2 separate regions of the Mus musculus genome follow, and region 1 is linked to region 2. A link is a loop called in an ENCODE intact Hi-C map of the cell type or tissue named here. Cell type or tissue: left cerebral cortex. All regions are shown on one strand.

The links. Hi-C counts contacts between places; a loop is a spot of excess contacts. Peaks named below come from ENCODE experiments on the same cell type or tissue, not always from the same donor. Only the 100,000 strongest peaks of a DNase experiment are listed, where the experiment ranks them.
Region 1: it touches region 2 in a loop (3-fold over the local background); 3 of 42 quality-filtered maps call a loop at or near these places.

What each region holds. Positions count from the first base shown.
Region 1 is chrX:74,062,357-74,070,356 of GRCm38, forward strand. All of the region lies in intron 2 of Mecp2 (methyl CpG binding protein 2), which reads right to left. Among named protein-coding and RNA genes, the nearest start is that of Mecp2, 19 kb to the right of the region's middle. In left cerebral cortex, a CTCF peak has its summit at 537 (motif pointing left); DNase peaks (open chromatin) are centred at 4,537 and 5,729.
Region 2 is chrX:73,961,084-73,969,083 of GRCm38, forward strand. Hcfc1 (host cell factor C1) reads right to left here and starts at 5,274. Exons shown (of 26, transcript NM_008224.4): 1 at 4,728-5,274. The coding sequence starts at 4,920. In left cerebral cortex, no CTCF peak of the experiment used is centred here; DNase peaks (open chromatin) are centred at 3,364, 3,651, 4,447, 5,351 and 4 more places; H3K4me3 peaks cover 3,752 bases; H3K27ac peaks cover 3,206 bases.

The sequences.
Region 1 (8,000 bases), 100 kb after region 2:
CCAACACTGAGCCCCAGGTATGGCACCATTCCTTGGGGTGACCAGCCAGCAACCTGGTGGCAGGCTAACTACATTGGACCACTTCCTCCGTGGAAAGGGCAATATTTTATTCTTACTGGAGTAGATACTCTTATTCTGGTCATGGATTTGCCTTTCTTACACGTAATGACAAAACCACCATCCGTGGACTTACAGAATGCCTTATCTATCCTCATGGTATCCCATACAGTATTGCTTCTGATCAAGGAACTCATTTCACAGCCAGAGAAGTGCAACAGTGGGCCCATGATCATGGAATCTACTGGTCTTACCATGTTTCTCACCATCCTAAAGCAGCTGGTCTGATAGAAAGATGGCATGGCTTTTGAAGATGCAGTCACAGCGCCAACTAAGTGGCAGCAGCACGGAAGTCAGCAACCAATATATGGTATGGTATCTCCCATACCCAGGATCCACAGGTACAGAAATGAAGGGGTGGGTAAAAGGAATAGTTCCACTCACTATTCCCCCTAGTGGCCTACTAGAAAAATTTTTTGCTTCTTGTTCCCATGACATTAAGTTCTGCTGACCTAGAAGTTTTGGTTCCTGAGTCAGGAGCGCTCCTGCCTAAAGACGTAAGAAATAGTTCATTAAACTAGAAGTTCAAACTTCCCTCTGGCCATTTTGGGTTTCTGATGCCCTTAAACTAATAGCTAAGAAAGGACTAACAGTGTTAGGAAGAGTGACTGGTTACCAAGAGGGATTGGACTGTTTCTCCACAATGGAGTTAATAAAGATTGTCTCAAGTGCTAAAGATCCTTGAGAGCATCTCTTGGAGCTACAGTGCCCCGTGTTTAAAGCCAATGGCAAAGTATAACACCTAATGCAGGCAGGATGATAAAGGGTACAGACCCTTCAAGAATGAAGGTATGGGTCACACCTCCAAGAAGAGAGACCTGATGAGTTCTTAACAAGGGTTCAGGAACTACAGAATGGGTAGTAGAGGAAGGAAGCTATAAATATAAGGCCACATGACAGTTCCAGAAATTAGAATTATAACTGACCTTAGTGTTTCTGTCAAATTTTGTTAAAATGTCTTTGTATATTTGCATTTTCTTTCCTTTATTTCTTTATCATGTAATGCAACATCAATTAAGAGAATATTAGTGGTTATACTTAAGTTTGAGATACTAAAAGAGTATCTCTCAAGGGACATTGCCACCTATTCAAAAATTTATAATGCATTTGGGGTTGCAGAAGGGATAGTTATGTTAGAATTATGACCTGGTTATTGTTTTCATTTGGAAATTAAGCATGACTTAAGGAGACATGACTGAATGTCACATTGATAAGAGGTGGACAGGTGGACTTGTGGTCGATCTTCTTGGTTGTCAACTTGACTACATCTATGATTAAGCAGCTGGGCGTAACTGTGTTTTTTTTTTCATAATTTTATCATTTAAAGTGGAAAGAGACACCATTAATCCATATCTTTGAGGTGGAAAGATACACCTTTATTCTGGGCCACACCTTCTGCTGGCTGCTTATATAAAGAACATGGAAGAAGGAAGCTTACTCTCTTTGACTGCTCGTCCCCCCTCTGGCTGGCAAGTCCATTCTTTCACTGGTATTAGAACTTACTTCTATGAGATTCTGGCATATACTAATGACCAGTGGAGACATCAAGTCTCATGGACTGAACAACTACTGGATTCTTGGACCTTCTGTTGGTAGACAGCCATTGCTGAACTAGCAGGACCACAGTCTGTTAAGACATACTAATATATATATATATATATATATATATGTGTGTGTGTGTGTGTGTGTGTGTGTGTGTGTGTGTGTGTGTATGTGTGTGTGTGTGTATGTATGTATGTATGTATGTATGTATGTTGTATCAGAGTTTTTGTAAGAAAAGTAGAGCAAACGAGTTACTCTGCCATTAACAAAAGCAAACACTCCACATGATTTGTTTTAAAACAGGGTCTTACTATGTAGTCCTGGAGCATACTATATAGACCAGGGTAATCACATATTCACAGAGATCCTTCAGCCTCTGTGTCTCGAGTTTTGGGATTAAAGGCCTGTATCACCACAGGCCAGGCAGGTATAGCAGGTAATTTTTATGCATATATCCTGACTTTACATCGGTAGTAAGATTTCTAACAGAAAAAAAAAAAAACCTGATGCATCAACTTTTGTTAATACTGCTATTAGTTTTATAATTTTATATTTTTATTTTATATATGAATGTTTTACATGTCTGTCTATGCATCTATCACATGAGTACTTGAAGCTGGCAGGGGTGGATTTGGATCCACTGAAACTGGAGTTACAGATAGTTGTGAGCCACCTTGTGGATGCTAGGAACAGAATTAGGTCTTCTGCAAGAGCAGTAAGTACTCTTCATCACTGAGCCATCTCTTCTGTCCCTTGTAATTATTTTATACATATTACAAAACAAAGCCAGTAAGTGTGAATATTAGCATTGTTAGAAATCAACATTTTCAGTGAAGAAAAAAAATATGGGCATAAGTTAAAGACTACTGAAAGCTAAAAACTGTCTTTGAAAAAAATCTCTCACAGTTATGCCCAGCTGCTTAATCACAGATGTAGTCAAGTTGACAACCACAAGTCCACCTCTTATCAACGTGACATTCAGTCATATCTTCTTTGATTTCGTTATACAATCATGATTTTTTTAAAAAAATTAAATAATTTTCCCAGCTTTGCTCACCCAAAGGGTCTAGATGTGCTGTTAACCCAGTAAAAATAAATCACATCTGGCATACACACTTGGGGATCTAAATACCATTTACCACTATAATGAACCAGCGATTCTTGCAGTCAATTCTGGGACCAAAAAAGCACATGTTGGGATGCAATATTTGGTGTTAGAAAACAAGAGAACTGCTCAAAGACTAGTTAATAAGAGTGTGACAAGAGAGCACAGGCATCAATATAAAGAGCTTCTTCAATGTCCAAATTCAGAATGATTTGATGACAAAACAATGACTGTAGCTGAATTCTAAAATTTCTATTTTTTTTTTTTTGGTTTTTTGAGACAGGGTTTCTCTGTATAGCCCTGGCTGTTCTGGAACTCACTCTGTAGACCAGGCTGGCCTCGAACTCAGAAATCCGCCTGCCTCTGCCTCCCGAGTGCTGGGATTAAAGGCATGCACCACCACGTCCGGCCTAATTTTTTTTTTTGAGACAAGTTCTCTGTATAGTTTTGGCCTGGACTCAAACTCAGAGATCCACCTGCCTTTGCCTCTTGTGTGCTGGGATTAAAGATGTGTCACCATAGACTGGCTGAATTCTAAAATTTCTAATAAATAAAACTTCAGGAGTCCATCAACATGAAAAACGTATCAACAAATATGTTGTCACTAATAATCACTAATTCTACTTTGAAATTTAGTAATCAATCCAGTAAAAATCTGTACCTTTTGGGGGAGAAATAGTTCCTCCTTACGGATAATTCTTTACAGAGGGATGGCAACTGGGAGATGACAGAATTAGATAAACCATAATTTTGCAGCACATAGTAAAATAATGGATTCAGGTAAGAATTATGAATGAATGCTAAAGTCATCAAGTGAATACCTGTTAGAAACAAAGATATTTGTATGGTGCTTAAACCATGTAGATTATTTGTTGGTTACAACAGAAAAATTGTACATACTCCAATAAATGGAAATTAAAAAAATATTGAGAAGTCAGGTGGTGGTGGCACACACCTTTAAATCCCAGCACCCAGGGAGGAAGAGGTAGGCAGATCTCTGAATTCCAGGCTAGCCAAGCCTACAAAGAGAGTTCCAGAAAAGTTGATACAGGAGCAACCCAAGGTTCCAAAATTAAAAAGAAAAGAACAGAATATATATCTCTTTTTTTTTATTTTATGTGCAGGACTGTCCTGCCTCCAAGTAATTGTGCCCCATGTATTCAGTGCTCATGGAGGACAGCAGAGGACATTAGATCTTCCTGGAACTGGAGTTACAGACAGCTGCGGGTGCTGGGAATAGAACCTGGGCCCTCTACAAGAGCAACAAGTGCTCTCAACTACTAAGCCATCCATCTGTCTGGCCCAAGAAGTTAAGATTTTAAAAAGACAACAATAGACAAAACTATTCTGACTGAGCAATCTCTAGAACAATGAAATGAAAGACACAGTCCCTTTAAATTTCAGAACACAGAGGATAAAGAGAATATTCTAAAAATCTAGGGAAGGAAAAACAAAAGGAGGTCACTTATATGAGACCTAAAATAAGCCAGACTCAGAAAGACAAAAACCTAGCATGGTGATCCTATCCATAAAATAAAATAGTACTATAAAATAGTACTATAAAAATCTTATTGCCTAAAATCAGTGCTTGGGCCACTATAGACATTTCACTCCATTGTCAGATGAATGAATGATAGTAACTTAATGTACTGCATATGCTTCAGCATGGAATATGCAAAAAGTTCATTATGTAAAAAATAAGTGTCAGTATAACCAAGAGACCTAGGTTTATAAGGATGTCAATGAGGATGCTGTTTGACATGTCATCCAAAGAACTGCTGTATCCATCTGAGAGGCGATTCGTGGCTTGGACTGAGATCTTGGCAGTGGAAATGATGAGAAGCAGCTTGACTCATATGAAGTGCTATTAAAAGATGGTGAAAGAAAGAGCAGAATCAAGACTGACTCTTTGAATCTGGATTAACTGGTTAGATATTGGTATTATTTCCTAAAATGGAGTAAAGAGCAGATGGAACAAGGTTAAAGAGGAAGTTAAGAATTATGTTTAGGACTTTAAGTTTAATGGGCAACTCAAGTATATCTAAAGAACTCATTACATTTGAGACTTCGGAAGGTTTGGGTACAGGTAGAGGTGGTTCCACTGGCTTGCTGATACATCATCATTTCAGAGTAATGAAAAGGCAGAAACAATAGAAATGTCACTTACTGATGGCACAGTCTTGACAAGTTATAAAATGACATTGAAATGATATGTGGGGACCAAAAATAGTACTATAAAAATCTTATTCAGCTGTTAGCTACCAATCTATGGCAAATTTATGGACAATATCTACTTTTCCTCTTTCTATATTTTATGAAACCTTTTCTATCAAGTGCATATTATTTTTATTTTTGGAGGCAGGAGGACCACAAGTTCAAATACACTATTATTTTTAGAGTAAGAAATGCAGTTGAGCTTCTCTTTATTTTAGTGGAAAGAGTTCACGCCATCTATTTTACTGCTGTGCAGAGGTATGTTAAGGAAAAAAGGCAGATTACATGTTAGATGAGCTCACTCCCTAAAATGTTATGTATGCAGGAAGGAAAAGGAAAACTAGAAGAAAGTTTAAAATGCCAATAGCACTTGTGATCAGAACTCAAGAGACGGAGGCAGAAAGATTGCAAGTTTGAGGTCAGCCTGTGCAACACATTGAGATGTTTCAAAGAAAGAAAGGAAAAACAACAAAAATCCACCTAAAATGTCAATGGCATAGGCTATTAATATAAACTTTTAGGCTATTAAATATTAAGTCATTGATGTGGCATTAAGTACTCAAAACAGATTTTTGGATTGCTGAGGTGGCTCAGCAGGTAAATGTACTTGTACACAACGCAGGATAGCAAAAACGATTCACCTAGCAGAGAAAGCCCGGCCTCAGCCTTGGCATAAGTCAGCAGGAGGGACCTGGAGGGACGCCAGGAGAAGTTCTCAGCTGTGCCTCTCAGCGAAGATGTGAGACCAACAAGTGTGGCACAAGTAGCTCTGTCTGTAAGCAAGCCAAGCTCGGGCTCCATCACTGTCCGTAGAGTCCTATTTATACCCTCCACACATCACGTATCCTTCACATGTCTTGCCTCAGCACATGCATCTGTCTCGGCTGACACCACTCTGCCAATCATTCTGAGTCTGTGGAAGTAGCAAGACACTGTAGCACATCATCAGAAGGTTTTGGTGCGGTTCTCTCTATGGAGTTCCAACAAATGCAGCTCAACTGTGTAACGTAAGGTGGACCAATACATGTGTGTCGTTTGCAAAGAATCCTTCATCACATGTCCTTTCATGTGCTTGCTTTAGCAAAACATCCTTTCTTCTGCGTCCATTTCAACAAAATGTTCCTTCATGTGATTGCCCCAGTAAAACATCATCCAAAACAACTGACTTTCCAAAGAAACCTTAAGTTTCTACTTCAACACAGTGAGGCACTATCTCAAAATAAAAAGATGAAGCTTTAAATTTCATTTTGTAAAAATAAAAACCAAAAAATATTTATTTTTAAATTATAATTATGAAGTAGGGGATAGAAGTAATTAATACACACATGTGAGTATGAGTATCCATAGAAGAAAGAAGAAAGCATTTGGAGCCCTCTGGAGATTGATTTAAAGGTAGTTGGTGACCCACCTAACATGGATGCTGGGAACCATACCCAGGCACTCTGCAAGAGTAGTATGTGCTATTTAACTGCTGAGCCATCTCTCCAGTTCCTTTGTCTTTTTCGTATACCTGTGCTTTTCCCTATATAACTGCTTAGTTGGGTACTAATACCAATTGTAGAAATATCTAATATCAATCTAGGGCTTCTATCCTGCCTTTGATCATTTAGTTCCCAGATAAAAGACACATAACTTTTATGATTTACAATAAGTTTTAATCTGCACTAGAGTTGGGCAGCTGTCTACCCTCTATGTTGTTAGAATTTATTTTCCTATAGATAACTCTGAGTTATTATGTTTACTATGTTTCATCTGTGCTGTTCTTAACTCCAATTGGCCAACTCTCATGGGTATGCTTTCTTGACTCCTAACTCATGGTGTCTTTCTCCTCTCTCCACCTTCTTCTCTCTCTCCTTGTGGTCTGCTCTGACCCACAAGGCCAGGAACACCAAGCCCTGTCTATCTCAATTCTGCCCAGCTATAGGCTATAGGCATCTCTATTCACAAATCAGAAATAACTTGGGGGCAAGGTCACATAGCATCACTTGGGTCTCTTATCTCTGGGACAACCAGGTCTTGGGAGCCCACATTTAGCATTACAATATACAATAACAGACCAAACCACAACAGATACCTTAAGTTTTAAAAAAAGATTTATTTTTAAGTGGTATAGAGTGAAAACACTCATGGACGCTAGAGATGTTGGATCTCTCTGGAGCTAGAGTTACAAGTTGTTGTGAGCTACCTAACATGGGTTCTGGGGTTCAAACTTGGGTCCTCTAATAAGAGATATGGGTGCTCTTGTAACTGCTAAACCATCTTTCTGGCCCATTGATAACTTATTTTACAAGTTTTACTTATTTATGTGTATACCCATGCCATACAGAAGTGAGAGGTTAGCAGGTAGTGTCTTCCTCTATTGCGTCCCAGCTTATTTTTTTATTATTTTAAGGGACTATTTTATGTGCATGTCTGTATGTACATGTATCATGAATATGCAGGTGGCCAAGGAGGCCAGAAGAAGGTGACAGATATCTTGGTTCTAGAGCCACAGTTGGTTGTGAGCTGCTATAGATGCTGGGAACTGAACCAAGCCCTCTGCAAGAGTAGAAAGCACTCTTAACCACTGAGTGTTCTATTCAGTATCCTCCACCTTATTTTGAGAAAGTGTCTCTCACCAAACTTGAACCTCACAGACTGACTAGACTAGCTAGTCAGAGGGCCCCTGGGATCCTATTGCTTTCATCTCTGCCATATCTGTTTGTTGGCGATCAGAACTCAGATTCTCATGTGTGTATATGTATGTATGTATGTATGTATGTATGTGTGTGTGTGTGTGTGTGTATGTATGTATGTGTGTATATATATATATATATATATATATATATATATATATATATATATATATATATATATATGAATGAAGCACTTTACCCAGTGATTCTAAAGTTTTCTTGAGGTATTTTTCAAAGTGACTGGTCATTTAATTATTTATTTATGATGGGGTCCCAAGTACTGACCAAACCCGACATAATTTTTTAAAAGTTTATTGCTGCATGGGATAATAAACACACCATCTAAA
Region 2 (8,000 bases):
CTCCCTTTATTTAGATGCATTCGAGGACAAAGTTCTCTCCTCAGACACCATTTGTAAAATCCTGTTTCTCAACTCTAAGGCCATATAGGCAACAACTGTGCCCTGCCTTGCTTTAGGGAGGAGGGTCTCCCCAGGTGCACCTGGAACAACCAGCTAGCTCTTAAGACTCCTCAGTGGTTTAGCTGAGTCACTAAAGACAATACTATAGTCCCCATCCTCTCTGCCATTTTTCTGCTGGAGTGATGCAGCTTGTACTGCTTGTGGACATGCATGCACGCATGTGCCCACACATCCAAACGTTGGCTCTTGACCTATGTCCTTACTCCTAGTGTAAACATGAATCAAGAAATGTAGGAGCTTCCAATACTGAGGTAAATCAACTTTGCACAAGTAAATAATCCATGGAAGGAGTTTCATCCAAATTACAAAAGAAAAGCTAACAGGAAACCTCTGAGGCAGCCTCAATCCAGTCCCCAGTTACCTGTAATCCTAGGCCTTGAAAGGTGGAAGCAGGAAGATCAGGAGTTGAAGGTGAGCCTGGGTTATAAAAGACCCTGTTTCAAAACACACACACACACACACACACACACACACACACACACACACACACACGAAGGGAAACTCACCTGAATTCAGAATAAAATCCACTGATTCATTATCTGTCACATATATGGGCAGTCCCTCACTCAGCTAAAAACCCTTGTGTTAAAGCAACAGGTAGGGAGTCTTGAGTAAAAGTTAAATGGCAAATGGGATTAGCTTGCCCACAGCTTTCCTATCATGCTGATCCTCTGACCCAAACGACCAGGCCAGAAGTTAACTATGATGTTCTTGAGCCTCCCAGATTAGCAGCTTCTCCTATTGAGACCTAAGAGGACCTAATCTGGCTCTAGAATGTCTCTTCTTCTGGTAAGGCAGAAGCAGCCCTTCCCAACTTCCATCAAGAGTCTGTTAGGGAGTAAAACTCTTGGTATGGAGATAACATACCATCTCATCTCACCTACAAATCCCCATTTTACGCCCTACAAGTGTGGAAGTATGTGAATTTCTCTGTCTACCTTGTAAATCTAACAGCTGCTCTCCCTTGCCCTCAAACACCCAGTGGGGTATCATGTAACCCAATCCTTGGGTCCCTCATTGTTGATATACCTAGGCATGTCCCTGGCCCTCTAGCCTGACCCTCATCAGAAGAGGGGAATTTGAGGAAAGGAGTCCACCTGTCTTCAGGCTCCAGCTCAAGATACTTTTTTACCTTCCCTTTCTTCAGTCCAACGTCATTTGTAGCTTGTCTCCCCATCACCATATAGACTGATAACACCCATGAAGCAAAGAACACGGTGCAGTTCAAGAAATTATTTTCCTTTCAGTGTGATTGGTTATACCAAAATCATTTCCGATGAGGCAGGCCCCATGCTGGAAGGCACAAAGAAGGCCCAGACCTCCTATTTCCCATCTGGTAGGTAGGCTGTGAACCTCTCCACTGATAGGAAGAAAAGCTGAAAGAGCCTGGAACCATGCCCAACCCTTGGGAGCAGAGCAAGGGTGACAAAGGACATAACTGAAGGAGGTTTCTCTGAGTAGAAAACATTTAAGACAGAGCTTTGAAGAGTAAGTAGGCTATTTCCTAATCAGCAAAACTAACCAATAAGGAAGTGAGCCTGTTAAGGAGGGCCTGAAATAGACAGGGGAACAGATGTGATACCCATTTGAATTAATAAAATTTAGGTATATGGACAGAGGTAAATGGATGTGTTTCTAAGTCTATTAAGGTTCACACTCTGGCCCACTTCTACTAGTAGCCAGTGCAGTGTCCTAGTTTGGACTTGTCACTTCCCCTCTTAGACTCCAATTTCCTTATAAGTAGGAAGTCCCATTAGATATTTTGTAAACCGCCCCCCCCCTCCAGTCTATGGAGGGATTGGAGATGTGGCTCAGTGGTACAGAACTTGCTCAAGGCTCTGATCCACACCCAACCCTGGGGGGTGGGGGTGGTTACTTCCAATATCCACCAAGGCAAAAACAGCCTGGAAGAGGGACCATACACACCCAGCTTCAACACAGCACATTTCACCTCAGCCTGTATGGATCCTCGAGCTTGAGGCCTCTTGAGTAATCTGAATTGCCTCATGGAAATAAAATTCCTTCACAGGCAGTTGCAACCCCAAGACCTACCAAAAGCCAGTGAAGGGTCTCTCAGCCCCCATGGTGACTGCCTCTAAAGGGGCAAAGTCATGTATGCATGCACTCTCTAGCACACACAAACCCAGTAATTCCATTGGGTAACCCCTGGGTGAATTATACTCCACCCCTTGCAAACTGAAGAGCTGACCAATACAGCCAAGTGCACACACACCCTGAATCTCTTTCCTCTTTCAAAGAGGAAAAGAGGAGTTTCTAGAAGAGCATACTCTTTAAAGGGGTAAGTACTGATCCCACAAAAGCAAAGGGCTATAGGCAGAGGCATGAACAGATTATGAACTTAGGCCTCTTTGAAAACAAAACGAAGGTAAGCAAAAGAGGCAGTTGTAATGAAGGATGGGCAGCCAGAATAGCACAAGAACTGTTAGAACTCTGAGCCTGCCAAATACACGAGACCCTGTCACCATCAACACAAGGGGTACACCTATTAAGGTGAAGAAGAGGGTATAGCAGGGTCTGCTAGTTGCTCTCTCAAGCCACCTAAAACTTGATCAGAACAATTTGAAAACTTTGTTTTGGAGGATTCTAGGCCTTTGTTGTAAGGGAACTTGACTTTTTAGAAACCTGGTTACCTTCTAACATCCAACCTCTGCAAAATGGTAACAAATTAACACCAAAGTGGTCAATTGTTTTCAGTAAACTAATGAATATGTAGAGGTCCCAGGAAGCTAAGACATAGGCCTGCAATGGACTTTGGAGCTGACTGTAATTAGGCCCCTGCCCTACTTTCTAAAATTGTATTTCCCTGCCAGAAAGTCTGCTCCGGGCCTTAGTAGAAGAAAGGTGGTCCAGGAAATGGAGAAGGTGTTGCTGCTGCTCCTGTGGAAGACATCTCTAAAAACAGCTCTACTACTACACAAGTTGTACCCCTGCCCTTAGCCTTACCTTACTGGGCTAATTTCTGCCACCACAGCTGCCTGGGCTGACATAAGCATCACCAACCTTCCCACCCCCCTTTCTGCAGAGGCCCTGAGAAAAGCCCAGCTCCCTGCAGGCAACAGGTGTGGAGAGACAAGGAACTCAAGAGGGTTGAACCCACCAGTCTTTCAGAGTCAACTTGGGAGGGGGAATAGTTCAGAGGTGCAGAGGCAGGCCTGTATACTCAGCCTGGCAGGGGAGGTGCTGAGAAGCTGCCAGGAGAGTCTGGCTCCAATTCTTGTTCCATGAACTACCCCAGACCACGATCTCCTGCCTACTTTCTGCCTCCTCAGTGTGGAGTGTGTGAGATGGAGGGTGGGGTCAATTGCTTCACACTTGGTCCTGCCCTCAAATGAAGAGGAGGTGCCTGGGACCGCAGGGGCCCAGAAAGGATGAGGGTGCACGGAAGAGGCTAAGGAGCTGGCAAGGGAGGAAGCACTGCAGGCTGCACCTACTGCAGCAGAGGGAAGCTTCTAGTCTACCAGAGGCAAGGGGGCTGGCTCTCACCTGGACACAACTGGCACATACTTTCAGCTTTGGCAAGCCCCAGCACTTCTTTTCCCTTAGGGCAAGGAAAAGGTCCTGAAGGCTCTTGGGCAGTCAACCGGCGACTCAGGCCAATCCCCCGTACTACATGTGCAGAAAGTGCCAAGAGGCTACCAGAGAAGGACTCAAAGCTTTCTGCCCTAAAGACAGAGCAAGGGAAGCAAGCAAGGAACAACATGTGGCTCCCATAAGGGAGGGGACAGAGGCCAGGCTTTAGATCAGCTATACCTGCAGATAGGCTCCTCCCAATTTGCAAGGGCTTGGGTTTGGGGAAGGAGGCACTAGTTAACCCCTTCAATCTCTCTCTCTCTCTCTCTCTCTCTCTCTCTCTCTCTCTCTCTCACACACACACACACACACACACACACACACACACACACAAAAGACACACTGAGCCCTCCAGTCTGCTATGGGGGGCGGGGTGGGGGAACTCAATTGTTAAGGCACCAGATTAGGAAAAGAAATAATTTGAAGGAAAAAAAAACTACAAAAATTCACAACTGGTACAATACCCCCATGTGTGTGTAGGGGGGGGCAGTATAGTCATCATGCCATTCGTATTTGCCACGAGGGTCTCATTAGTCTGTTAAAAGCCTGCACCTTAAAGAATGCTTCCCTCTTTTTTTCTGGGTGTAGAGAACGGATCTGTGATCTAAATATTATCTTTTCTCCCGAACGAGCATGGGCGCTGGAGATGAGGACTATCGCAGGAGGGGGGAGGATTCCGCCTGCGCCAAGAGAACACATCCGCTGCCGCGCCAGCCCCAGCCCACTGGGTAACGGTGTACGTCTGAAGTCACTGTCGCCCGCGACATCCCCTCCCCCTCACCAGTCGGAGTAGAGGGTTTCTCTAAGTACCGAAATGCAACCTTTAAACACAGAAGAGTACGGGGGTGTAAGAACGGGGGTTGAAAAATCAGGGAGAAAGCAAAGATGGCAATAAGTGCAAAGAGAGAAGGAAAACACATCAGGGGAGTGAGATAGGAAAAGAGAAGATAGGGAAAAGAAGGGTTAGGAGAGAGATGGAGGGAAGACTTTGAGAAACCCAGGGCGGTAGCACTTACCAGTGTTGTACACGTGTAGTTCGTCCACTATCCCCTCGTTGCCGCCGCCAAACACCACTATAAGCTCCTTGATAGCCACTGCACGGTGGCCGTGGCGGGGTCGGGGCACGGGACCCGACCAGCCCACCACCCGTTTCCAGCGGGGCTGCAGAAGCACCGCTGGCAAGTTTGCGGGAGACACAGCCGAAGCCATAGTTCCGGTTAAGGATGCAGTGGGAAGAGGTCACTGAATGGGAGGATACCCTTAATTCTTCACACACCCCCTTTCGTCTAAGGCAGCTCTCACGAAGAAGCGGCTCCTTACACAGCGGTGGACGACTCCATGGAGGCCGCCATCTTAACTATCCTCCTTCCTTTGGCTCTTCCCCCCCTTCTCACTCAGCTCGTATCCTTAAAAGCTTCTCAGAACTGCAGAGCACCTATTCCCGAGAAGCTGGAGGCCACTGAGCGCCGTCGCTCTAACTATTTGCCTGGGTGTTCCCGCTTAGAACCTCGAGCAGGAGGCTCTGGGAGCCGCCATCTTGAGCCGCCTCTCTCTCCTCCCTTCCTCAGTCGTAGCCCTCCCCCGCCGGAAATGGCGGAGCCCCGGCCCGGTTCCCACACCCCCCGTCCCCAGCACTGGCTGGCTTCCGGGGCGGGTGGAAAAGAGCCACAAATGCCGCGGTTGTCTCAACTTCGCCGACAGTCAGACCACAATTGTGGAAGCCGCCATCTTGAAACCGTCCTGCTTCCCCACCCAGCACTTAGTACAACCACCGATCGCAGAACCCCAACGTTCCTAAGTAATAAAGGCGTGTCAGAGGCTGGCGGAACGGGCTCCAACTCTCAGTTGCTGCTCGAAGCCCCGACCCGTATGGCTCGAGAGGTTTTGCACCTCTCCCTTGAGTCCGCCTCTGCTATTCAGGCTGTGGCGGCCGCCCTGGGAGCCGCCATCTTGAGACTAGCTTCTCTTCCCCCCCCCACCCCACCTATCCTCTTCTTCCTGGACAGTTCTTCCACAGCAAACCAAACGCAAGGCAGCGTCCAATCCTCGCTTCCCTCCTTAAGACTCCTTCCCACAGGAGCCGCTCGAAAGAGCAGGAGTTAAGACCCGAAGTGACAATTGTACGGCAGAAGAAGCGGTAACGGCAGGGCGATCATGCCTCCTCCCTGGGAGCCGCCATCTTGTGTGAAGAAGTAACAACTAAACATGGCGGCTATCGGGCGAGGGGGCGGGGTCAGAAGACGTCACCTTTCCCCCTCCTCCCCGCCTTCGCACGTCTTTGACTCTGGTCTCAAGCCTCTTAAAGGACCCAAAGCTCATAAAGAATTAAAAGCTTCTTTAAAAACCAGTGCGTTGTCTATTTGCGGGCGAGTTGGTGCTCTGTGCAGTAAGCTAGAGACAGTAGAGTTCAGGTCAGGTGCAGTAGTGCCCCGCCCTGCACTCCCCCCCACCAGGGCTCTTCCACGCCTCCACTCTGGGAGTCGCCATCTTGCCACTTCCCCACGCCCGGTCGTCTGCGGGCGTCAATAGCGAGTTTCAGCACAAAACAAAGATGGCCGCGGCATCTAGGGATGCCCGGATGAAAATCTAACTCCGTTCAGTCGCTTGGCCACGCCCCCTGGGAACTGTCTCCCAGGTCGCTGATGGGACACAAACCAGAGAAATGGCCTTTAACTAGCAGTGGCGGCATGACACATGGTAGTTAAGGGTGGCAAAGAATACTGCGATTGCACCCTTTGCTGAGAAGCATCTCTTTTCCCGCTCCGAACACTCTGCGACACTTAGAACCCAGCTACAGCGGGTAGCTGCAGGCGGGGCCAGAGCGGAAGGTGACGCCATGAGCTCACAGGGGCGGAGCTGCTGCCCGCTCCCAGGAGCGCCAGCAACACCCCGAGGCGTCTCCACATCCGCCCGCGCCTCCCGAAGGACTCGGCCACGCGCTCTGAATTGCAGCGCACCAGGCTACCCGCAGCCAGCGGCCCTGGGAGGCTACCGGCACCGGAGCAAAGCCAGCGCGGGAGCAGTCTGCGCCACTCGCGTCACCCGCCCCGCCTTCTTCCCAGGGCTTCTCGCCCCACCTTTGCGCAGGCGTACAACATCTTTATGGGTCCGCCCTTTTTTGAGATTTGAATTTTCCCCAGCAAAGGCAGAGAAGTAAAAATCCCCGGATGGTGAACGCTGTTTTTTTTCGCGCCAATATTGTAAGCTCACACAACAACCTTGAAAAAGGAGCGTTATCGTCTTCATGTCTACGTTCCAAGTCTCCAAGGAGGCCATTTAGACACAGCACTGTCATCACTGTCATAGGCAGGTTGTAGCACAGAGGTCCTAAACTGATGTCCCAGAGCACACACTAAAAGCAGATTATTTCTCCACACTAACCTTTCTTTATTCCATCCTTATTTTAACTACTAGTGGAATTTTGACATTTCCTATAGTTGAAAATGTAGGAAGCAGAACAAGGAGTATCAGAAACACCTGTGACTTTGTCATCAAAGGATATGTACAGATCACTATAGGTCCTGTAGCTGCTTTGTACAGATCTAGAAATTAAATTACAAGCTCTACTGGCAGCCTGAATAACTTTAATGTTGCTGTATTGAACCTGCTGTAGATCTTATAATTTGATATCAATATCATGTGCAAATTACCATATCATACTGTAAACAATATGTAATAATCTTCTTTTCATGTATTAAGTTTATTTAGTATTCTCAGCTTTAGTTTATCCAATTGCAAATATTCATTTAGTAAAGGCCAGAGATGAGCCCCTGTTTATATTGTTGCACCATTAAGAGCTGGTGACCTTGGCCAGTCTCTTTTATAATCCAAACACTTTCCTGTAAAATAAAGGATCTGAGCTGCTGGTCTTCCAGGGGCTTAACTGAATTCAGCATGTTTTGTTCTCAAAATCAGAAGCTACCAATTAGTTCCTCTGGGGGCTGGGGGCTTATAGGTGGCTATGGTTATCCAAATCTGGGAGTGTCCCTTTCTATGCCTTCACATCTGCAGAAAAATCTCAATGGACAGTCCTGGGCACAATAGAATGTTCTCATAAATACTGCAAGCCAAAAAGCTACCTCTGTTCCAGCTTGGAGGTGACAGTGGCTGGTGCTTAAATCTATACAACCACAAGAAAAAGGCATGTGTAAAGAACATGTATTTTATGAAGATGTTCCTTAGCTGGGAAGTTGTTAGCTGGACAGAGTGGTTGAAATTTGGAGCAAATGCCTGCTACACAACTAGTTTCTACAGAAATAGAGGTGGAGTGAAGGCAAGATACATTGTCA